Linked DNA regions of Homo sapiens: regions 2 and 3 are each linked to region 1. A link is a loop called in an ENCODE intact Hi-C map of the cell type or tissue named here. Cell type or tissue: mammary epithelial cell. All regions are shown on one strand.

Region 1 (8,000 bases):
AAAGTGAGAGCTGGTCACACTGCCCACTGCTCAAGAGGCCTGCAGTGGCAGCAGCGCCACCTCCAAGCCACGAATGCCAGTAGCTGGGCAGACTTTGGGCACACTGGGCTTCAGGAGCCTTTCCAGCCTTATTTAAAGGCTGGTTGGCACATTTGGGGGATACAGATGGACAATCAGCATATTAATAGATGAAGAATAAATTGTCTTCTAGATTTTGCAGCTTTAGATCCAATCCATCAAGATATGAACTCTATTGAAGAGTTGCGCCATGCTTCATTCAAGCACTTTTTGACCACATCCTATGTACAATTTGAAAAATAAGAGTCAAAGTAGGCCAGGCGTGGTGGCTTACATATGTAATCCCAGCACTCTGGGAGGCTGAGGCGGGTGGATCACAAGGTCAGGAGATTGAGACCATTCTGGCCAACATGGTGAAACCCTATCTCTACTAAAAATACAAAAATTAGCCAGGTGTGGTGGTGCATGCTTGTAATCCCAGCTACTTGGGAGGCTGAGGCAGGAGAATCGCTTGAACCTGGGAGGCAGAGGTTGCAGTGAGCTGAGATCGCTCCACTGCATTCCAGCCTGGCGACAGTGAGACCCCGTCTCAAAAAAAAAAAAAAAAAAAAAAGTCAAAATAAGCATGACATATTCAGGGGCAGTACGTCCCACTGCTTGAGTGAAATGGGACGCATCCAATTGTGGGAGATAAACGTAGGATGCTGCCGGATTGTCAGACTGAAGAATGCTGCCTTCTTCCTGTAGGAGCACATGGGAATCTGCAGAAGGTTTTGAAGAGGTAGGTAGTGTGATGAAATCAGACTTTTAAAAACAGTGACCTGACAGCAGTTTTGGGATGGATTTAGGAAGAAGAGAGAAGCAGAAAGAACACCAAGGTAGTGGATGTAGGTATCCAATTTAACTTCTCTAAGCTAGGAAATCAGAATGCTTATAGGATCATGGTGAGAATTAAGTGTGGTGCCTGATATGTGGCCAACAGCAGATAAATACTTGTTCCCTCTTCCACTACTTGGGGTTACTGCAGTGATGGTGCATGTGAAAAATAAAACAGGTTACTTGGGAAAGAGCAGCAAATTTAGCAAATACTTGAATTTTAAAGAATTTAAGAGAGACAAGCAAAGGAAAAGCTAGGATTTCAAACAGAAAAACCAGGTCTTAGGTAAAGAGGGGGAGGTGGTGGGTGTGGGAAGAGTACTAGTTTTGAGGGAAAGATGAGTTGATTTTTGGATATTTTTATTTGGACTTGAAATTTTACAACGATAATATGGATTCAAGAGTCCCTGACATTGAAGAGAAACCCGGAGATATACCTTGAAGCTCAAATTTCCAAGCCCCTCATTTTCCCTGGGCCCTTCCAAGGATACATGTCTAGTATTATGTTTGTAAGTTTTTATTGCTTTCCTTTAAGAAGTTCCCCCAGGAGTTATACAAGCTTCAGGTCCCACGACATCTGGATGGGTTCAGTTTGAAATCAGAAGGTATTTCTTTGGGATACTGGGAGATCGAGAGTTGGAAAAACCTTGTTACTGTCCTCAAAGGAAGAGAAGGGTCAGCAGAGAAGTCCAGAGAAGCATAGAGAAGGCCTTAGGGTAGGATGCTGCCAAGGAGATCAAAGGGATGAGGGGCTGAGAATGGGTCACCAGACTTGACTTCTCAAAAAGTAACTGTTTTAGAGTGCATGCTCAATACAGTTGGGGGGAGGCCCACTGTCACGGGGTTGAGGAGGGAGGAGTAGGCAAGGGGTGTGGACTCCCCATTTAACAAGGTCGACAGTAAGAGAAAAGAAGATGCCACTCAACTCCTCACTTTCGATCTGCTGTAATTTAACTTGAGCCTGAACAGTCAATATTCCTTTGGGATTCATATTAGCTCCCTGAGCATGACATTGTCTTTCTCTTTATTACATTTTCTTATTCCTTAAGATTTTAAGATTTTCTTAATTGGATCCATTTCTCTTCATGCACCATCAATGGCCAAGAAATGGGCTATTGGCAGGCACAGTTTTGGTTTTGGGGTTGATTGGTTTGTTTACACTAATAGTTTCTCTTTCTCGATCCAAGGCTTGACCAAGGAGGTCAGGAATTCTGTCCTGGGAGTTCAGGGACTGAGGACCAGGATGGAGGAAGCAAAAGGCGTCAGGCATTAGGCTGGAAACGTCTTGGTCGGTTATCTAGGATCAAAGAGTCAAAGGTAGCGATGACTTCATCCCCGTAGAGGGCGCCTCCCTACCCCGACAGTGGATTTTCGGTCAGCCGGTTTGCCCGGGATGTTTTCTTTGACTACTTGCTTCTCACTGGCGCCCCAAGTCACTTTGAAGAAAAAAAAAATGTGATTAAATCGATTCCCCTGTTTCTTTCTGTGAGGAGTGTGCCTTTCCCAGACAGCGTGCGTTCATTCGATGAGGCCTGGCAAAATTTTTGAGGGGTCTTTTTACGCTTTAATACAACCTAAAGGTTTCTGTTACCATCATCATTGAGAATTAAAAACAAAAACAAAATAAAAAACGGTAACAAATTTACAGCTTGGCAGGCCCCAGGGAGGAGCTGACCTTTGCGAAGCTCTAGCGCAGCCAGGTTTCAGCTGTAGGGGTTGGGACAGGTCAGTTCGCCCAAGTGCTGCTAGCTCTCCAGGGAGAAGCAAGTGTTGGGGCAGAGGGTGGTCTGGCGCGTGCGTCGGGGGGCGTGTGCGGGTGTGTGTGTGTGTGTGCGCGCGTGTATATAAGAGTGTGTGCGCGCCCGTGTGCACAAGAGAGGGTGCCTGGGAGGCTGTCGCAAAGGCTCCTTTGTGAAAGGCACTTGCAGGTTCAGAAGCCAGCTTGGCGCCTCCTCTCGCCCGTTCCCCGAGGACACCTGGCTCTTCTGGGCAGCCCAGCTATCTCCGTCTCCTGCCGCCCCTACTTCTCTCGGTGGCCCCCGGCCTAGCCCCGCACCAGCCTTCGGGTGCGGGAAGCAGTGTGCCCCGAGGCGTCTCCCCCGGGGCCCCGCGCAGGTGAAGGTGAGCGCGTGGCGGTGACGGTGGCGCGCGTAGGGTGGAAGGGGAGGCGAGGGAGGGGCGGAGCAGGAAAGGGCGCGCTGCCCTTCCCGGCCGGCCAGGAGCAGCGAGGCCGCAGCTTTGTTACCTGAGGCTGCCGCTGCGCCCCGCCCCGCCCTGCCCCCTCGCGCTCAGGGTTGGCTGGGCCTGCAGTGACCGGGAGGAGGCGGCTACGCCGACACAACGGCGGGAGGCTGCAGCGGTCTGCGCGCCGGGAGCGGGGGCGCGCTGGCCGCGGGTGAGTGCGGGTCGGGCGGCCGAGGCGGGGGCGACCGCGGCGCGGGACACGGGGAGCTGGAGCCCCGCCGCTCGGGAGGGTCAGGGTTGGGGTGTTGTCCGGGACCCGAGGCTGAGGCGCCGAGAAGCGCGGCTGATGGGTGCCGGGTCTCGGCTTCCTCCGAGCCTCACCGGGAAAGCTGGAGAGGAGGTTCCAGTTCCCTCCACATCCACCCCGGTGACTTTGGCGGCCGCCCTTACCCGGCCACGGAGAACAGCGATCGGTCCCTGGAGGCGAGGACGCGCCGGTGTGGACCCGCGTCTGGAGAACGAGCTGCATCGCCAAGGCTGCTGCGGGTCGCACCTGGGCGGTTGACTATTAGTCGTGGCTAAGACTTTCAGATCAACCGCCCCCTAGTTTATCCCGACCCTTGGGAGACAGCGGCGTCCCGCACGGAATGCGCAGCCGCGGCGCCGCGCTCGGTTCCCTAGCCAGCCGGGGGCCACGCCTGGCCCCTGACACAGTGGTGGGGCGGTGGCGGGGACCTAGTGCGGTGGTGCGGACCGAGGACCAGGCGCTTCTCGCCCCGACAAACTTGCTCCGGCCGCGCGAAGTTCGGATTGCAAGTTGCGCCCCGCGCCTGCAGGAGTGTGGGGAGGGGGAGGAAGCGGGTGGGCTGGGGATCAGCCTCCAAACAAGGGGTGTCCCCAGCTCTTGGAGAGCGGGTTCTGACCGGTTTCAAACGCCAGGAGTCTCCCCTCTGTTTTTCTCAGCGGCTCGACCCGGCTCCCTTTTGGCAGAGCCGCAGTGCGGCCGTGAGGCTTTTCCCCCGCGCCTGCGACCTGGATGGGGGACGTGGGAAGATGTCGCGGCGGAGGCTCCGGGTGGGTTGGGAGCGCGCGGCCGCCGCAGACCCGGTGTCTGCGAGCCGGAAGACCCCCCCTTTCGTTTCATTCACACGGACACCTCCCCTAGTTAGCCGTCTCCCACCCAACTTCTGGGCGCAGCGTGCTAAACCCCCGCAGAGGGGCTGGCGCCCTGGGGGGCGTGGCGTGGGGAGCGTGGGCTTTCCAGCGTGGGCCCCTCGGGGAGGGGGGCGGGGCCGAGACCCCCTCCAACTGGAGGGGCCGGGAATGGGCGAGCGGGTGCGGCGGCCGACCCAGCAGCTGCAGCCGCCGGACGGGAGAGCGGTCGGCGCTGCGGAAGGCCGAGGGTCGTGCAACGCCCGCGCTGGGCGCCCGCCCCGCAGTCCCCGCCCCGCAGGCCGCGGCTTCTCTCCCCGCCGCAGAGCTGGCGCGGCGCGTGTGGGCGTCGATCTCAGCGCGCACCGGCGCCCCACCCTCGCGCCGCGACGCCCTTCTGCCCGGCGCTGATAAGGACGCAGCTGGGGCTCCGCGCGGCCCGTGGGCCGCCCACTCGCGTTCAGTTTGCTGACCCCAGCGCGGCTCCCCGGGGATTCGCGGCCCAGCCGGTGGCGGCTGAGCCGGTGGCTTGTTGGTGAGTGGCTCGGGCGGGGACCGGGGTGCCGGGTTGGGGATGTAAGGAGGCTGCGGACAGCTGTCTAACGCAGAGAGCTGGTGAACTACTACGTATCCAAACTTGAAAGAAGTGGTGTCCCAGGACCCCCCAGGCCGAATTTCTTCCGGACTTAATGGTCGGTTTTCAAACTTCCGTGTGGACAGAAACGACCTCCGGGATTCGGCCGTCTGTGACCCCCTTCAACTGACCCACAGTTGTCTTCCTGGAAGGAGCAGCCGGCGCTCCCTTCCCTCTCTCTAGAGCATCCTTTGGCACGCATGTGCTTTTTTTTTTTTTTTTCTTGGTTTTGGGACAGTGAGAGAAACTGAAAATGAACATTCAAATACAGGCGTTTTTCCTCTGCTCTCGGGTGTTGGTCTCGGGCGCCTATGAATATTTACATTGTGCTGCAGATTGAAGGCGCTTACTGGGAACGCGTTGTCCTGGGTTCTTTCACTACTGCCTGGAGCACAGGCAGACGGAACTCACAGAAGAGCTGGACGGTCCGGCTCTGGCCCGACTGCGTAATTGTACCGACTGACATTCTGTGTTTAATAATCAAGAAAGCTTTTGAAAGATAAGTGGTGGTGGAGGAGCCTTTTCCCGAATTAGTGGAGTGGGAGTAAAAATTCCATAGTTTAGAATTGTCCGTACTTTCCCCATCCTTTTCTTCTCTCCCAAATACAATAAAATAGGGCTGTGTGTTTCTCTACCTCTGCTCTCCAAACTCGGCTTGTTCTACCCTGGTTTGTCATCAGAAGCATGTGGGCCAGCCCTTCCTGCCCCCACCTCTTCTGTGGCACATGCCAGGAGTCAAGGAGAAAGGTTTTCTGGCAGGTTTTCCTTGATGTTCCTTTTGATTATTGTTGACCAAAGGAGTGAGTGACCAGCTGAGCACCAAGACCCTCATTCTGAGCACCAGAACCACTGGTGCAGAACCACTCATTCTGAGCACCAGGACCGCTGGTGCAGAACCACTCATTCTGAGCACCAGGACCACTGGTGCAGAACCACTCATTCTGAGCACCAGGACCACTGGTCCTCGTTCAGGAAAGCCCTGAGCTCCAAACTGACGGCCAGGAACATGCTCTCCCCTTAAATACACTGTGAGATGAAGCCTATATACTCTTTTTTCTTGGCTCCCTTCAAGAGACTAGAACGTCTTTTTTTTGGTTATTGTTGTTTTGTTGTTGCGACGGAGTCTGGCTCTGTCGCCACGCTGGAGTGCTGTGGCGTAATCTCGGCTCACTGCAACCTCCGACTCCCTGATTCAAGCGATTCTCCTGCCTCAGCCTCCCAAGTAGCTGGGACTACAGGCGCGCCACCACGCCCAGCTACTGTGTGTGTGTGTTTGAGTGTGTGTGTTTCAGTGTGTGTGTTTGAGTGTGTGTTTATGTGTGTGTGTATTTTAGTAGAGACGGGTTTCACCATGTTGGACAGGATAGTCTTGATCTCCTGACCTCGTGATCTGCCCACCTCGGCTTCCCAAAGTGCTGGGATTACAGGCGTGAGCCACCGCGCCTGGCCGAGACTAGAACTTCTAGGGGTGTTTCTGACACCAAGGAAAAAGTACAGCGGGCTGTTTAGGCAGGAGAGCTTAGGAGGGGGCCAGGGGCAGCTTTGAAGACCCTTAACGAACGTTCTAAGATTTTTTGTCTGCCAATTAACTAAAAGTTAAGTACGTGATCACAGCATCGCCTTATTGAAATTTCACATAGTTGAAAGATGCTCAACTGAGCTACAGCCTCCTTGGGAGAGTCCATCACTCAAACACAACTCTGATGGGTCATGAGTAGCACTCAGGGGACTTGAGGAGACATTCCCATCTTCAGAGCCCAGCCATGACAGCTCTGCATTTTACTCAGAGCTGGGCACTTGTCAGCCTTAGCAGCTACCTCATCCTGTTGCTGAGGTTTCCAACCTGTAGCTGAGATCTTACATACAGGCCTGTCTCTGTCTGCCCAGGGGCAGATTGATGGGACTACTTAGCATTTTCCAGACAGAGTGGGGGCTAATCCCATTGTCCCTACTGGCAGTTGTCAGCTGTGAGAAACAGGCAGCCAATGTGGTCTGTTAGGGCTGCAGCATCACCTGCGTTCTCCTAGCGTACCTGGAGAGTGTGTGTTTGCATCTCTACTGCGGGCAGTACTGCAGCAAATCCATCGTTCTTTTGTGTATTCTCTATTTTAATTTCCATGTGGCTGTGGAAAGGGTTAGAATTCTGTCTGTACTCCACTTTTCCTGCCACCTCTTTCACATTGGACATCCTGGCCCAGGGGGAAACCCTATTGGAGTAAAGGTAGTAAAAGCATTAGCGTCTTGGCTAATCATTGCTGGCGAACCTATTCATTAGAAGCCGTTGGGGGGCTAGGATCCTTGTGTGTTACCCTTGGAAGAAATTAATCAGACAGCATACCAGGGACACTGTTGTACATTTTCTTTTGTTTCCTTTAACTTTTAAAAATAACATTCTTTTACATGGGGCATTGGTTAGAATCATCCCAATGCAGAGCTAACAAGTGTCACTTTTTACTTTGACAGTCGTTTATCTGGTACTTCCTCTGTGCAAAGCACAGTACTAAAACACGCACCTTTCTGGCTTTGTTGTTAGGAGACAGTGAGGTTGCATAACCTTGGAGTATATAGTCTTCCTTAGTCTTTGTCAGTATCTCTGTATTTGCATTGTGAGGTTTAGTGGCGCATCTGTCCATATACAGCACTGAATGAGTTACTGCTTTCTAGATTGGAGACTTTTTGAGCTTATCACCATTCTTAACAGGGATAATCTATAAATAAGTCAGCATATCTGGAATTGGAGGTAAATTGGAGGATTAACAGCTCTTCTATACATGAGATATTTTATGTACAGAAGTATTTTAAAATATGTAAGGATAAACTGCCAAAATTACCTGCACAGTCTTGAAAAAGAAGAGTTCAGATATAACTATAAACTGTAATTGACAATGAGTCATTTGCTTTAAGGGTGCCAACTATGAAAACAGCCTAGTTATGCCCCTAATGATAATTATGAAAACTCTTTCTAGAAGCCAGTTACATCTCAAGTGAGCTGTATGTCAGCTTGGAAAAATATTTTCTATTTTACTTATTTAAAAATTATTTGGTGGTGATGGCTGCACAACACTGTGAATGTACTTAATGCCACTAAATTGCACACTTAAAAGTGGTGAAAATGATTTTTTAAAGTATCCAATTA
Region 2 (8,000 bases), 75 kb before region 1:
AGGCTGAGACGGGCGAATCACTTGAGTTCATGAGTTTGAGACCAGCTGGGGCAACATGGCGAAACTCCATCTCTACTAAAAATACAAAAATTAGCTGGGCGTGGTGGTGCATGTCTGTAATCCCAGCTACTCGGGAGGCTGAGGTGGGTGGATGGCTCGAGCCCAGGGGGTGGAGGTTACAGTGGGCCCAGATCACACCACTGCACTCCAGCCTGGGTGATAGAGCCAGACCTTATCTCAAAAAAGTAAAATAAAATAAGTAAATAAATAATTTATGTTCCATAGCTCAGGCAGTACTTCCTTCCTTCCTATTTTGTTTTTTATGGACTTAGTCTATTCTGAATTCTTCTGATACTTAGTGTTTTTACTTTGGCACCATGTTCAATTTTTATGTTAATGTCTATCTTGTCTCCAATGAGATGGCAAGGAGTGTACCTTATCTCTTTCTCTGACCAAAAAGTCTAATGTAAGAATAAGCAAATATACATTAAATTATATTTCAAAATAAACCCGTTATTATTGCAGCTTCTTAATCTACATGGCATTGAATCATAAATCCTTTAGTTCATTCAACAAATTCATTATTTATCTATTCAAATATTTATTTGATCCCCCTATATCTCAGGTACTATTTCAGGTGCTGGGTATATAGCAGTAAACAAAATAGGCAACAACCCTGCTGTCATGATGTATAGTATAGTGAGGGGACACAAAAATAAACAAATATACACATAATATATCACTTAGTGGTCATTGCTATGAGAAAAATAGAACAAGGTAAGGGGAATAGGGATTTCTTTTGTGGGGGTTGGAGGGGATTGCTATGTTGTATGTTATCTTTAAAGGAGCAAGCGCTGTAAATCTCTGATCCAAACCTCATATCCAAACCAGATGGTAAAAAGACTTTTAGTAGGAAATCTAACGTTTTGAGAGACCCATTTGAGACCCAAGACCAATATTTTTCTTTTCCTTTATAAGAGACATACTAGTTTATCTCTCTTTTTTGTTTTTTGTTTTTGTTTTTGTTTGAGGCAGGATCTGGCTCTGCTGCCCAGTCTACAGGGCAGTCGCACCAATTGGCTCACTGCAGCCTCCGTCGCCTGGGCTCAAGCCATCCTTCCACCTCACCCTTCCAAGTAGCTAGGACTATAGGCTCATGCCACCATGCCCAGCTGAATTTTTGTATTTTTTTAGAGTTGGGGTTTTGCCATGTTGCCTAGGCTAGTCTCAAATTCCCGAGCTCAAGCGATCCTCTTGTCTCAACCTCCCAAAGTGCTGGGATTACAGGTGTGAGCCATCACATCATGCCTGACCAGTTTATCTCTTTGAAAGAAAGAGTTTGATTTGGATTTTATGTACAGTAGGTAACCAATCATGTCTTGAGGTCTAGAATTCCTCAGATGCCTCATTTATTGAATATAGAGTGATGTTCTTCAGAATACCCAAGCTTGTAGTCTTTTGAGGATTTTCACAAGTGTTCCAATGACTGTTTCAAAGACCAGTTTATCTTTCAAATTCTCTTTAGCAGCCTTTCTTTGTTTATGAAAACATTCCTATCCCTACTGAAGGTACTTATTTTTAATGATCTTCCAGCTGGGCTTTTCTTGCATTTTTTGGTTTGTACTCTGTATATTCCTTACTTTTTGTATCAAACTCATCACCTTCCCTTTAAAGCATGTCTTTTTTCCCACAGTTTTTGGTCTCTTACTCAGAAACTCTATTTCTACTAAAGGTGTCGTTTTATAAATTTTAAAACAGATCTCTCCGACTTGTAAATTCTATCTAGTTGCCCTGTTTAAAGTCACTGGATATCAGAAGTTAATTATATGGTTAGTTTCCCATCTAGGCATGCTCTAATATAATTAAGATGGGGTTGTAAGTATAATAAGGGTGGAAATACTTATAATTTCATGACTTTGTCACTCAAAAAATAAAAATCACTCATCCTAAGTAATATGAAAATACATTCTTAGATATAATGGTCAGTTTTACATATAAGAAAATAATCTTTCATCATTCCAACTTCTAGTCTCCAGAAGAGTTCTATTTAAAAATTGGGATGAAGGAGAAAGACATTAATACTTGAAGTACCAGATGTTGTAGTGTACTTTTTGTATGTTGTCTATGAAGTAAGAATAATTATCCCTTAACATTATCATGTTACAGTGAAGAATCTCAGCAATTCAGACTATTTGCCTGGGGTTATGCAGCCATTAAGTGACTGAAGCCAGGATTCAAACTCAGGTATATCTGAGCTGACTTCAGAGCCCACATTGCATCCATTATATCAAACTGCCTCATCAAATGATTGCTAGGTATTATTTTTTTGAAATAATGGATGCATTTGAAATCAGAGCCAGTTCTCAGACATTTTCACTGATGTCCAAAGTGCTAAACAATTTTGTTTGCCTTCTGAAACTCCACCCTGTATCTCTCAGTCCAAAAAGCATACTAAAATGCAACAAAAGAGTCACAGAGATTACCTTGAACCTACCGTAATATAAATACTTTACACACTGAAGTTGATAAGTGTTTTGCTTTCAACTACTATTAGTAACAAATCACTTTACACACATCTCACTGCCAGTGTGATGAAATCCCAGGTTTGAGAACTACAGGATAAAGGAGCCATTCCCAGACACAATCCCCTCCGTTTAATTTATTTCCAATAATAAATTAGTCACTAACTGGACAGATATTTGTTTAGCTAGAAAAAGGAAACCAAGCTGCAAAATTGGAGATTTAAGATTGAATGGATAAAACTAAAATGGCTAAAACTAAGCAAAGATACTTATGACAGGGTAGATTTTTAGATTTCATAGACAGCCTACAAATGTTGTTAATAGACAGTAGAAGGTAAGTATATGGGTGTTTGCTTTTCCATTCTTAGGTGTTAGGATCTGGAGGGAATTTTAAAAACTATTTTTAATTTAATTGAACCAAATTGGCTTTTTTATACTTCAGTTTTTAAAATGCTTTAGTAAAAATATCTAAGAATAGTTTTAAGCAATGTAAAACTTGACCTTTCAGAATGGAAATTATATTAAATCCTGTGTACTTAATTTAAAATCACAGATTCTAATAAATGTTCATGGTTAACTAAAGAAGTTTAGTGATAGAGATTCAGCATGCTCTGGGCCTGGGTACCTAATCGTAATATAGTCCCAGAGAGTCCTCCAAAGATGATGCAAAGTAGAGAAAAGCATGACTCCATGGCCTAGCACCTAGAAGATTCTATTCATCTTTAGGAACTGTTTTGTTTCTATTCTTTATAGCCACCTATTTTCATTTGCAGCATATACCTTTTCTCAGAAGTATAGAGATGATGAACCAAGTTATCCTTACTGTATTTCTATGACGTTGTATAAGTTAGTAAGTTCCTCATTGAAAACAGTGAAAAACTTAAGGAAAAAAAGGTAATTAAGGGTTGCTTATACATTGGTCAAGAAAAACATCAAGTACATTTAAGGAGTACATTTAGAACATTAGAATCCAGATGGAAACTTCTTCAGCAAACATTCCAAAATAGGGTGTTTTCAAGTTATATTATACAACATGTCACTTAACTTGTCCTACAATATTTTTACTTCAGTAGCAGAGTAGATATAATTGTTTAAGATTAAATCTTCTTGGCTAGTGATTTAATAATCCCTTTGCATTTTGGTTCATGATTATGGAAATTAACTTCTGAAAGGGCTTCTTATTTCAGTAGTATATATTATCTTAGCTATACCACTTCATTGTTATATTTAATGTATGGCTATACCTTGAATTTTCATTAAAAGTTTGTATTTTAATTACTCTTAATTATTCTAAATTTCATCCCTTCTGTCTGTTCTTTTGGTCACCTCTCCATCCTAAACTTTAGCTGTTGAATACTTGAGATACGGTGGTATCTTATGATTAATCTTGCCTCAGTTTCTAACTCTTCCAAGCTGTTCTTACATGTCTACCAAATTAATATTCTTTAAGCAATGCTTTAACCAAATCAAGTAAACCCGTTACTCAAAATTTTCTAATTCATTTACCGCTATCTCTCAACATAGACCTTTAGCGACGTTGGCCATGGTAGCCTAGTTGCTGGCCTCCATGCTATCCCAATAATATGATAATGACTGCCCAGTGCTACCCACCCTCTTCCCTGAAAGTTTTTCTACTAGGTTGAAGATGAACCCTTCCTAACCCTATTCCATCCCTCCAGCGTTCCATATCATCCATGTTGGTCACTGATGCAGCTTAGAATCCATCTCTTCCATTAAGACTTTTTCTTCTATTGAATGCACACTGATCATTTCCTCTTCTGAATTCTTAACTACATTATAAATTGTTGTATACTTTCCTCTTTGATTGCATATTGCCTTCACCTGATTAAGATGTGTATGTTTTGTCCTAGGTTTAAAAAAAAAAAAAGGATAACTATCTTTGGAGAAATATCCTGGACCCCTGCTATAGGCTCTATACTTGTACCAGTACATCAAGAAAAGGTGTAATGGTTTAGAAAAAATATATAACAGTAGTTATATATATTTATGATCTAAAATCTGCTATCTTAAACTACGATCAGTCTAAAAATTTAGCTTACTAGCTGTGTTTACTTTTAACTTGTCATAGCCCTGAAATTCCCATGAAAATTTAATAAAGGTAAATAGAAAAGTGATTTTATTGTAGATTTAATGCCTTCATTTCAGTTTGATTTCTCTGAAGTTCTAGTCATGTGGATAGGCCAGATTTAAGTCTACATTATTCATAATTGTTGCATCACTTGAAGCCAGCAGACTGTAGCCTCAGCTTTACTTCTTGGTGATTTTACAGTTTTACTTGGCCTTTTTGCCTAATCATTACTTAAGCCCTGAGATTTAATTTACAAAGTTCTGGGAAAAAAAACTTAGAATATACTTAACTAGGATTGTGCCTTTTAAAGAACATTGTGCTTCTTGACTTTTTATACTTTTTAAGCTCTTAAGACCCAGTGTTGAATATTATTTTTATTATAATAAGGTTCTGTTATAGGCTAATTTGCAGTTAGGTTAACTATTATCATTGTGCAATGTAAATCTAAGTAATTTTTGCTTACCTCACCCTGATTGAAGTCAGAGAAGCCCTCTTGAAATGGAAGGGAAATTAACATGGCAAGTGAATGATTTGTTTATACTGTGCATTAGCCAGGCTCATTGTGATTATATTAGGTGTCAGTCAGCTTTTACATATTAGACATGGAAATTGAATGATCTTAATTTTGCTCATTAAAATAATTTTTCTGATGTATCAGTAAGATTAAAATTTTTACATTGAATTTTAATATCTGCCTGCTGCTTAATTCCAGAATGATGAAAGTGTATTGTATGTGATGTACACAATACCACTTAATACAAATCTTGCTGTATTTGCTGCTGATTATACATCATTATAGAATGCCATGATAGCATAAGGGAATACCGCATAGCAGAGAGAAAAATAATCTAAGATTTGATTAAAAGGATACAATTATTCTGAACTGTTACGTCATGTGGGATTTTTTTACAAAGTTTTTTCTTTTATTTAAATCTTGCTAAGGATTTGAAGCATTCATTACCATCTGGACTTGGTCTCTCAGAAACCCAAATTACATCTCATGGCTTTGACAATACCAAAGAGGGTGTTATTGAAGCAGGAGCATTTCAAGGTAAGAGCCCATATATTTGTAAAGATGGCTGGGATAGAGGATGGGAGAAGTTCACCAAATGCTACCTTTATTAATAAAGCACAAGAATGGAGCCCTTTCATTCTGTGATAAAACATTGATTATAAATGTATTCCTTTTTCTCTTCAATTTAAGTAATAGAATTATTTGAGTAGTCTCCTTTATATAAACAGATCAATGTACATGATATCACTGGTTATTATTTAAGAATAGGTTATAAAATACTGAAATAAAAACAAAAATTATGTCAGAAATGTAGATGTAGATTATTTTAACTTGTAACCATGAAATTTATAAATCAATGTTGATTTTTATAAATACATATTTCTTATTTCAAAGCAAATAGAAAAATGAACTTTTTACGTTATATAGGAGGTCTCCAAGACCACACTCATTAAAAGTTTGTATTTTAATTACTCTTAATTATTCCTAAATTTCCTCCCTTCTCTCCATACTTTTGACCACCTCTCTATCCTAAACTGTAGCTGTTGAATACCTGAGATATAGTGGTATCTTATGATTGATCTTGCCTCAGTTTCTGACTCTTCCAAGCTGTTCTTACATGTCTGCCAAATTAATATTCTTTAAGCATTCTTTTAACCAAATCAGCAATTTGCTAGGAGAATTCACAGGACTTACATAGTGACACTCATGGCTATGATTTATTGTAATGAGAGTAGCAAGCACGATCAGTAAAGGCAAAAAGTGCATAAGCTAAGTCTGAGGAAAACTAGGCATAAGCTTCCAAGAGTCTTCTCCCAGCTTAATCACACAGGAATTGCTTAATTCCTCCAGCAGTGAGACTGACAACATAGGTGAAATTTTGCTAACTAGGGAAGCTCATTTGAAACTCCATGCTTGGGATTTTTACTGGGGGCTGATCACATAGGTTTCTCCATCTGTTACATACCAAGATTCTAGACTTCCAGAAGGAAAGCAGGTAAGCAGCATAAGCCACATTGCAGGTAAACAGCTTAAGCACAGTGAGGCACTCGTAATCATTCTGGCAATGGAGGAAATCCTCCCAAAATTCAAGTTGCCGCATGCCAGCCTTTTTAAGGATAGCAGTTAGACCTGCTGTGTTAACTCTTTTCTGCACACATCTCATATCTATGTCTATTTTTAATAGAAAAATATTGGCTCCTTTCTTAATGCTTTTACTTGTGATAACTTTTTTAAACTTTTTTTTTTTTTTTTTTTTTTTACTCGAGTGAAAGTAAAGCCGTGTAAACATTTAGATGTGGGAAATAGATTTTCTGGACAGTACTGTAAAGTAGTAGCTACAGTTTATGTTCAGTTCAATTAAGCACATATTAATTTTAATGCTGCATTACATTTTACAAAATGAAGAAACAATTATGTCCATGCCTTTGTAAACCATAGCCCTCATGCAGATATTAGTATTCTGTATTTTTTTTTTTTAAAGATGTAGTCTCACTCTGTTGCCCAGGCTGGAGTGCAGTGGCATGATCTTGGCTCACTGCAACCTCTGCCCCCGAGTTCAAGTGATTCTCCTGCCTCGACATCCCAAGTAGTTGGGATTACAGGCGCCTGCCACCATGCCGGGCTAATTTTTATATTTTTAGTAGAGACGGGGTTTCACTATGTTGGCCAGGCTGGTCTCCAACTCCTGAGCTCAGGCAGTCCTCCTGCCTGGGCCTCCCAAAGTGCTGGGATTACAGGCATGAGCCACTGTGCCTGGCCGTATGCTGTATTTTTTATTGTACAGTTGGCCAATACTTTATTTAAAGAACAGTTTAGATTTTGAAGTATATTCTCTGCTATATGGGTCCTGGAAATAGACGTTTAGGATAATCCAGTATAATATCCTCTCCTTTAGGCTGTGAAATGAATGGACTGTCTACTGACATCATTTTTTTCTCTTTTCATACTTATGTTTAGAAAAATAAAGGGAGCAATCACGTCAGTGTCTTAGTAGTCATTCTGAAGCATCATGGCATTCTTATATCAGGGATAATTTTGAATTTGGAAGGGCTGACTGAGTACCTAAAACTAAGAGTGCTGAAAAACGTAAGGCTTACTTTGCATAATTTGGTACCATTTTTTGACTAATCACCAATTCTAAAATTTAAATGTCAACATAGAATAAAAAACTAATTTTACTATTAAGATATTTTAAATATATATATTTTTTAATTGATCATTCTTGGGTGTTTCTCGCAGAGGGGGATTTGGCAGGGTCATAGGACAATAGTGGAGGGAAGGTCAGCAGATAAACAAGTGAACAAAGGTCTCTGGTTTTCCTAGGCAGAGGACCCTGCGGCCTTCCGCAGTGTTTGTGTCCCTGGGTACTTGAGAT
Region 3 (8,000 bases), 190 kb after region 1:
TGGGTGCATAGGGCGAGATGGCTTCCCTAAGGTCACGTAGTAAGAGGCAGAGTCAACATGCAAACTCAGGTTCCAGACTCCACACTCCTAATGATATGCTGCTTACATGAACTCTATAAAGTCTACTCTACAACAACTCTATAGATATGCAACTCGTCTCTCTCCTGCAACATCTTCCCACAATTTCCAGGATCAGAACTAGAAGAACTTGACCCTCATGAGTGATATTACAAGAAGCAGGGTTGAGAGGAGATTCAGATGCTGGTCCTGACACCTGCCCTGTGTGACTTTGAGACTCAGTTTCCTTATTTATACAATAAAGGGTTTGGATTAGGTGATCTCCAAGGTCCCTATATGTCATCTAAATGCTAGGGAAGGATCTGGCAAGCTCTTTTTTTCGTCTTCTTCTTGAGACGGAGTCTTACTCTGTCACCCAGGCTGGAGTGCAGTGAGGCGATCTTGACTCACTGCAGCCTCCACCTCCTGGGCTCAAGCGATCCTCCCACCTCAGCCTCCCAAGCAGCTGGGATTACAGGCACCCGCCACCACACTCAACTAATTTTTGTAGTTTTAGTAGTTTAGTAGAGACAGGATTTCTACCATGCTGGCCAGGCTGGTCTCGAACTCCTGGCCTCAGGTGATCTGCCCACCTCAGCCTCCCAAAGTGCTGGGATTAGAGGCGTGAGCCATGGTACCTGGCCCAGTGAGCTCCTTAGACTCTTCTGCCTGTCACGACTTGACAGCTGTGGCTTAACGCTGACACAGTGCAGTGTCTCCAACCTCGGTTCATTCACAGTCCCCCTGGATTGGTTTCTACGGCCTTTTGGTGGCTGTAAATTCCTTTGAGAATCTGGTGAAAGCAAAGGGTCACCTCTCAGGACAAAGGAAACATATTTATAACCACACATTTTGCAGATGACTTTAGAGCATTTCAGCCCCCTTAAGGGTCCATCCTTAAGGCCCCAGGATCAAAACTCCCACACTTGAAAACGAGCAGGAAGTAACTGGAGTTGAAGTTAAAAATGGCACCAAGGGAAGATGTGATCAGAGGGAAGGGTGAGCTTGGGCTGAATAGGGCTTGGGTCTGCAGAGGGTCTGCAGAGGGTCTGTAGGCTGCCTAGGCCTCAGCCTGGTTTCCTAAGCCAAAAGTAGGCAGTCAAGACAGCTCAGCGAGCCAGGCAGCAGGTGTGGGGAAGGCATGCTGGGGAGGGCTCTCTCATTTGCCTGTCCCCTGATTTTGCTCGTGGAGACCCTCCTGGGTGTGGGCAGGCAGAGATACACCTGAGTCCTGTCTCACACCTGAGTCCTGTCTCACACCTTCAGAGGGCTCCTACCTGAGCAATCTGCCCCATAGGGAAAATGACTGCTGAGAGCAACAGCTCTCAACTCCTTAGTAGCCCTCATACTGAGGTGCACCTGATCTTTTCTAAATGCCTTAAAGCTTGCGTGCTCCAAGTCTAGCTGCTTTCTTTATATATGGAGACTCTTGCATCTTAAAAGGAGACTTGGCCAGGAGTGGTGACTCATACTTATAATCCCAATGCTTTGGGAGGCCGAGGTGGGAAGTTCACTGGAGCCCAGGAGTTTTATACCAGTCTGAGCAACATGGCAAAACCCCCATATCTACAAAAAATTTAAAAATTAGCTGGGCATGGTGTCTCGCATTTGTAGTCCCAGCTATTCGGGAGGCTGAAGTAGGAGGATCACTTGAGCCCAGAAATTCGAAGCTGCAGCAAACCATGATCATGCATCACTGCACTCCAGCCTGGGTGACAGAGCTAGACCCTGTCTCAACAAAAAGGCTGGGGAGACTCATTTAATTCAATACCTTAAGGTCCCCTAGGCCAGTAGATATCTGTATAGATAGAACTCCAAGGAGCTCAAAGCTTTTAACCTAATTGCTTCTAAATATACCTTTTGGAAAGGCATGCTGAAGTTAAATGTAATACTTTCAAACAGACCCTAAGAAAAAGCTGTGGCTGAATACTTCTCACACACGAATCTGATGGCTGTTTCCCGTTCTGGGTCTTTGCCCCAAATTCGCTAATGCCTCACTATAACTCATGCAGAGGAGCTTATTTTCCTAAGACTTCTTGCCTGTTGCTCTTCAGCACCGTTCACTCTCCTTTAGTCTGTTGGGGGACAGTTAACCCACCTTTCTGGGGCAGCCAGATCTACCTCTTTATAGGTTAAAAGCCCTGTTGTTTGCTGTAGAAAAGAAAATGCACAGGAGACCTCAGAAACTCATGTCAATATTAGGAGCTTGAAGACCCGTAAGTAAACAAGGGGGCTGGGTTTTCCTTTTGTGTGTTTGCTTTGAGTTGCCTGCTCTGAGATATTGCTATCTTTGCCTTTGCTGAGGAATATTTACTGCTTTCTTAAAAGCTGACCATGAAAGTGGCTATAACTAAGTTTTAAAAAGCTTTATCAGGCCAGGCGCCATGGCTCACGCCTGTAATCCCAGCACTTTGGGAGGCTGAGGTAGGCAGATCACTTGAGGTCAGGAGTTCGAGACCATCCTGGCCAACATGGAGCAACCCCATCTCTAGTAAAAATACAAAAACTTAGCTGGGCGTGGTGGTGCGCGCTTGTAATCTCAGCACTCGCGAGGCTGAGGCAGGAGAATCGCCTGAACCCGGGAGACGGAGGTTGCAGTGCAGCCGAGATTGCGCCACTGTACTCCAGCCTGGGCTACAGAGTAAGACTCTGTCTCAGAAAAAAAAAAAAAAAGCATTATCATTTGAGTGGAGCTATTCATGTGGATGAGATGCGTTTTTCACTGGTAATGAGAGCAAACAAAGTGAGGGGTGAGAATACGAGGCATTATTTGGGGGAATGCAGTGTCCCACCACGATCTTACAAAATGGAGCATCTATACTTTTGTCTCTACTATGTACTGGTTTTGGATTCAGCGATGCCCACCTGTATCTCATAACGGGAAAACACAACTCAGGCAGAATTGACTGTTGAATAAATAGGCATTACCCGGATGGAATTACACCAAGCAAACGATATCTGTTTTAAAAACAGCTGCTTTCCAGTTTGTTTTTTACAATGTAATATTCAGCCTGCCTGTGACCAGCTGTGGCTGAGTTGTAGGGTGTTCGTGGAGATTATGGGAGGCAGCGTTAAATGTTGCGTTTCTTTTGCTTTTTAAAATCCACCCTTTTGTTCTGTCCTCAGAGAGGAATGTGCATCTTTTGTTCTTAGCTACTCAGCTTCGGCCGGGTCTGGCGGCGCCTTTGAGTAACATGGGCAACGCGCGCCCTCTTCTGGACAATCCACTAATTGCAAATTCTGTAAAGCATTGGTCTGGTTATCAAGCGGGCCCTGAATTTGAATGTTCTTGGTAGAGAACACAAAAGAAATTATGACATGTTCCCTGCATTCAAAGGGCCTGCTTTTATGTTAGAAGATTAAACAGCTTGCTTTGGGATTTTCAGTGTGATTTGGAGAGACCAGAGAATATATTCTTTTAATCGTGTTTCTTAAAAAGGTATTTCTTTTATAGCCAAAATTTCATTTTAAAAATCTAACGATTTATTTTCTTTCTCTATTTGAATTATTTTTGAATTTATATGATTTAAACGGCTTCCTGGCCTGGCGCAATGGCTCTCACCTGTAATCCAAGCACTTTGGGAGGCTGAGGCAGAAGGATCGCTTGAGCCCAAGAGTTCCAGACCAGCCTGGGTAACATAGAGAGACCCTGTCTGTACAAAAAATACAAAAATTAGCCAGGCATGGCGGCCATTTCTCTAGTCCCAGCTACTCAGGAGGCTGAAGTGGGAGAGTCCCTTGAGCCTGGGAGTTCCAGGCTGCAGGGCACTGTGATCGCGCCCCTGCACCCCAGCTTGGACAACAGAGCAAGACCCTATCCCTAAAAAACAAACAAACAAAGCCTTCCTTTTAAAAGAGTAGAAACAAGATAAATAGCAAAGGTGTGTAGGACATTTGTTTTCAGTAAAGATAACTGGATCTTTAAAATCACTACATGAAGATCAATTATTCCATGTAAATCCCAAATAAAATCAATAATTTATCACAAAGTGCTTAGAGCAATATTCTCTACTCCCCTAAAGTCCTGTTTATCAAAAGTGAAACATTTATTTCAGTCTCTCCAGACTGAAGATTACAGAGCAAAATACTCTGTATTTACTTTTTTTTTTCACTCAGCCGAGAAGAGGGGAATAGAATCCCCATGGCCTTGCCATTCCCTTAACCTCACTTGTGGGACTGTTCAGTTTGTGGATCATCAGCAAATTTCTGGTCTATCACTCAGTAACATAAGACCTTGGGAAGATTACTTAAAGTTTGTAAATCTCAGTCTCACTATATGAAAAAGGGGGATAATAGTGGGGGGAATTAAATGAGCTAACCTGTGGTAGGTGCTGGGCCAGTGCCTTGCATTTAATAAATGTTCAATAAATGTTAGCCACCACCATCACCACCACCACTACCACCATCACCACAACTGCCACCATTACCCCCACCACCACTACTGTCACCACTGCCATCACCACCATCAGCATCACCACCACCATTACCACCACCACCAACATACCACTACCTCCACCATAACCACTACCACCACCACCATCACCACCACCATACCACTACCACCATCACCACCACCACCATCACCACCACCACCACCATCACCACCACCACCACCAGCATCACCACCATCACCACCACCACCACCATCACCACCATCACCACCACCATCACCACCATCACCACCACCACCACCACCATCACCATTACCACCATCACCACCCCCACCACCACCACCACCATCACCACCACCACCATCACCACTACCACCACCAGCATCACCATCACCACCACCTTCACCACCACCATCACCATCACCAACATCACCACCCCCCCACCACCATCAACACCATCACCACCACCATCACTACCATCACCACCATCACCAACACCACCATCACCATTACCACCATCACCACCCCCACCACCACCATCACCACCATCACCACCACCATCACCACCATATCACTACCACCACCACCACTACCATCACCACCATCACCACCCCCACCACCACCATCAACACCATCACCACCACCATCACCACCACCACCATCACCATTACCACCATCACCACCCCCACCACCACCATCACCACCATATCACTATCACTACCACCACCACCACCACCACTACCATCACCACCATCACCACCACCACTACCACTACCATATCACTATCACTACCACCACCACCACCACCACTACCATCACCACCATCACCACCACCACTACCACTACCATATCACTATCACTACCACCACCACCACCACCACTACCATCACCACCATCACCACCACCACTACCACTACCATATCACTACCACCACCATTACCACCCCACCACCACCACCAGCATCACTACCACCACCACCCCCACCACCAATAGCATCACCACTGCCATCACCACCACTGCCTCAATCACCACCACCATCAAAATCACTTTCTTTCTGTATTTCTCTGCTCCTCTTTTACTTTTTATTGTAAAATAAAACATATAGAAACCTTCCAAAATAAAAGTAGAACTTAATGAGTCATAATAAGGTGAACGCCCATGTAACCAAAAGAACCAGTCACCCCAGAACGCTCCATTGTGCTGTTCCAGCCTCAACTCCCTCCCTTCCCCAAAAAGGAACCACTGTCCTTTTACTGTAGTGACTTTCCTGTTTCTTTTTGGTTTTAGGACCCAAATGTGCCTGACTAGACACTTTAGTTTAGTCTGTACCTCCCCCAATTTTTCTACCTTATGTCTTTTAAGTTTATTATAATGTATAGGCTTCTCTCCATTCCTTGCAGTTTGCCTGCTGAAGAAGCTGGGGTATTTGATGTGTAGAACATCTCAGAGTCTGGCTCTGAGGTGACTGCAGGCTCATGGTGCAATTCAACATGTTCCTCTGTCTGTCTTTCCTGCCAGCTTGGAAGCTGGGGCCAGAGGCTGCGTCAGACTCCTCTTCTATCCCTAGACTCGTGTTGTCTCTTTGGCAAGATTCTAGGTAGTGCTGTGTCCTTTCATTAGCTCAGTGGCTAGATTTATGTGGTCTGCAAAATGACGATATTCTAATGTCACCATTTATTTTGCATCCTTTAGTTAAAATACTTTTAGTAAGCATTTCTGCCCTTCATGCTGTATTTGATTTCTCCGCGGTACAGTTCACATAGGAAAAAAAACTTGATTTTCTTTGCTTTAATTACCCAGTTTTCAAGAAAGTGAATGTGTTCCCGTGGTGGTTGTAAAACTTGACTGCAAATTCTGCAGCGCTTCTGCCTTCAAGAGATGGGATCTACATCCCGCTTGTTGAATCTGGAGGGGCATAGGAGAGCATTAAAAATGACAATTTGTGCCGGGTGCAGTGGCTCCTGCCTGTAATCCCAGCACTTTGGGAGGCTGAGGCAGGCAGATCGCCTGAGGTCAGGAGTTTGAGACCAGCCTGGCCAACATGGTGAAACCCTGTCTTTACTAAAAATGCAAAAATTAGCCAGGCGTGGTGGTGGACACCTGTAATCCCAACTACTCAGGAGGCTGAGGCAGGAGAATTGCTTGAACCCAGGAGGCAGAGATTGTAGTGAGCCAAGATTGCGCCACTGCACTCCAGCCTGGGTGACAGAGCAAGACTCTGTTTAAAAAAAAGAAAGACAATTTGTGACTTCCATGCCTACATCATAAAAGGCCACACAGCTTCTACCTTGTTTCCTCGGACACATGCTCATGGAGCCCGTGGCTGCCCTGTGAGAAATCCAGCTCCGCTGAGAACACTGCCTCAGAAAGGCTGCATATGGGCACTCTGGATAGCAGCCCAGCTGAGCACAGGCTTCCGTCATCCCAACCCAGACCCAAATGTGCAAGTGAAGTGGCCTCCAGATGACTCCAGTCCCAGCCATTTCGTCTTTCCAGCTGATGTCCCAGATGTCACAGAGCCAGGTCCACCAGGCCCTATCTGAAGTCCTGAAATACAGAATCCATATGCATGATAGAACGGGTGTTTACACTGCTTCGTCTTGGGGGGAGTTTGTTATACATAATAGTTAATGATAACGGTTCCTCATCGCCCTCTAAAGGTGACCAATGAGATTTATTTATATCCTTGTAAACTCATGAATTTAAAAAATATTTCATGATTTCAATCAATGGATTCATTATGCTTCTTGACACTCAAATTGTCCCTTATTTGACCAATGGCACCTCTTCATACTGGATTCTGAGTCCTTTTGACATAGCTCTATGAATACACAACAAACCATTGAATTATACACTTTAAGTAGGTGAACTGTATGCTATGTAAATTTTTTTTTATCAAAAAGCTCTTATTTAAGGGAAGACAATTACAAAAGACAAAATAACACAAATCAGAATTAGACAAATTCAAAACTGCGGTGATAGAACTCAGAAAAAATTAGAAATTAGCAGTCACTACCTATGTCTTTCCCCGCTCTCAAGGCAACCACTAATCCACTTTCTGTCTTTATAGATTTGTCTATTCAGACATTTCATATACATAAAACCATACAATATGTGGTCTTTTGTGTCTGGCTTTTTAGCACAATGTTTTCAAGGTTCATCCATGTTATGGCATGTAACAATACTTTATTACCTTTTATGGCTAAATAACATTCCATGTATAGACATAATATTTGTCTACCCATTCATTCGTTGATATACATTAGGATTATTTCCACTTTTCAGCTTTTATTAATGACACTGCTATCAATATTCATGTACATGTTTTTTGTTTGTTTCTTTTTGAGACAGAGCCTTCCTCTGTTGCCCAGGCTGGAGTGCAGTGGCACAGTCATGGCTTACTGCAACCTCCACCTCCCAGGCTCAAGCAATCCTCCCACCTCAGCCTCCCAAGTAGTTGGGACTACAGGTGCACACCACCAAGCCGGCTAATTTTTTTGAATTTTTTTAGGGATGGGTTCTTGTCATGTTGCCCAGGCTGGTCTCAAACTC

What was found. A loop is a pair of places that touch in the nucleus more often than their neighbours do. Peaks named below come from ENCODE experiments on the same cell type or tissue, not always from the same donor. Only the 100,000 strongest peaks of a DNase experiment are listed, where the experiment ranks them.
Region 2: it touches region 1 in a loop (3-fold over the local background); 3 of 110 quality-filtered maps call a loop at or near these places.
Region 3: it touches region 1 in a loop (11-fold over the local background); 12 of 110 quality-filtered maps call a loop at or near these places.

Annotation. Positions count from the first base shown.
Region 1 is chr4:152,933,121-152,941,120 of GRCh38, forward strand. FHDC1 (FH2 domain containing 1) reads left to right here and starts at 3,203. Exons shown (of 12, transcript NM_001371116.1): 1 at 3,203-3,289. LOC729870 (a long non-coding RNA gene) reads right to left here and starts at 3,717. Exons shown (of 2, transcript NR_136614.1): 1 at 3,529-3,717; 2 at 1,396-2,330. RefSeq lists silencers at 3,159-3,248, 4,581-4,840. In mammary epithelial cell, no CTCF peak of the experiment used is centred here; DNase peaks (open chromatin) are centred at 3,141, 3,581 and 4,931; H3K4me3 peaks cover 3,081 bases; H3K27ac peaks cover 1,964 bases.
Region 2 is chr4:152,858,053-152,866,052 of GRCh38, forward strand. It overlaps ARFIP1 (ARF interacting protein 1), which reads left to right. Exons shown (of 9, transcript NM_001025595.3): 3 at 5,554-5,662. Among named protein-coding and RNA genes, the nearest start is that of FHDC1, 74 kb to the right of the region's middle. In mammary epithelial cell, no CTCF peak of the experiment used is centred here; no DNase peak of the experiment used is centred here.
Region 3 is chr4:153,124,823-153,132,822 of GRCh38, forward strand. No RefSeq gene overlaps it. Among named protein-coding and RNA genes, the nearest start is that of TRIM2, 76 kb to the right of the region's middle. In mammary epithelial cell, a CTCF peak has its summit at 3,274 (motif pointing left); a DNase peak (open chromatin) is centred at 3,269.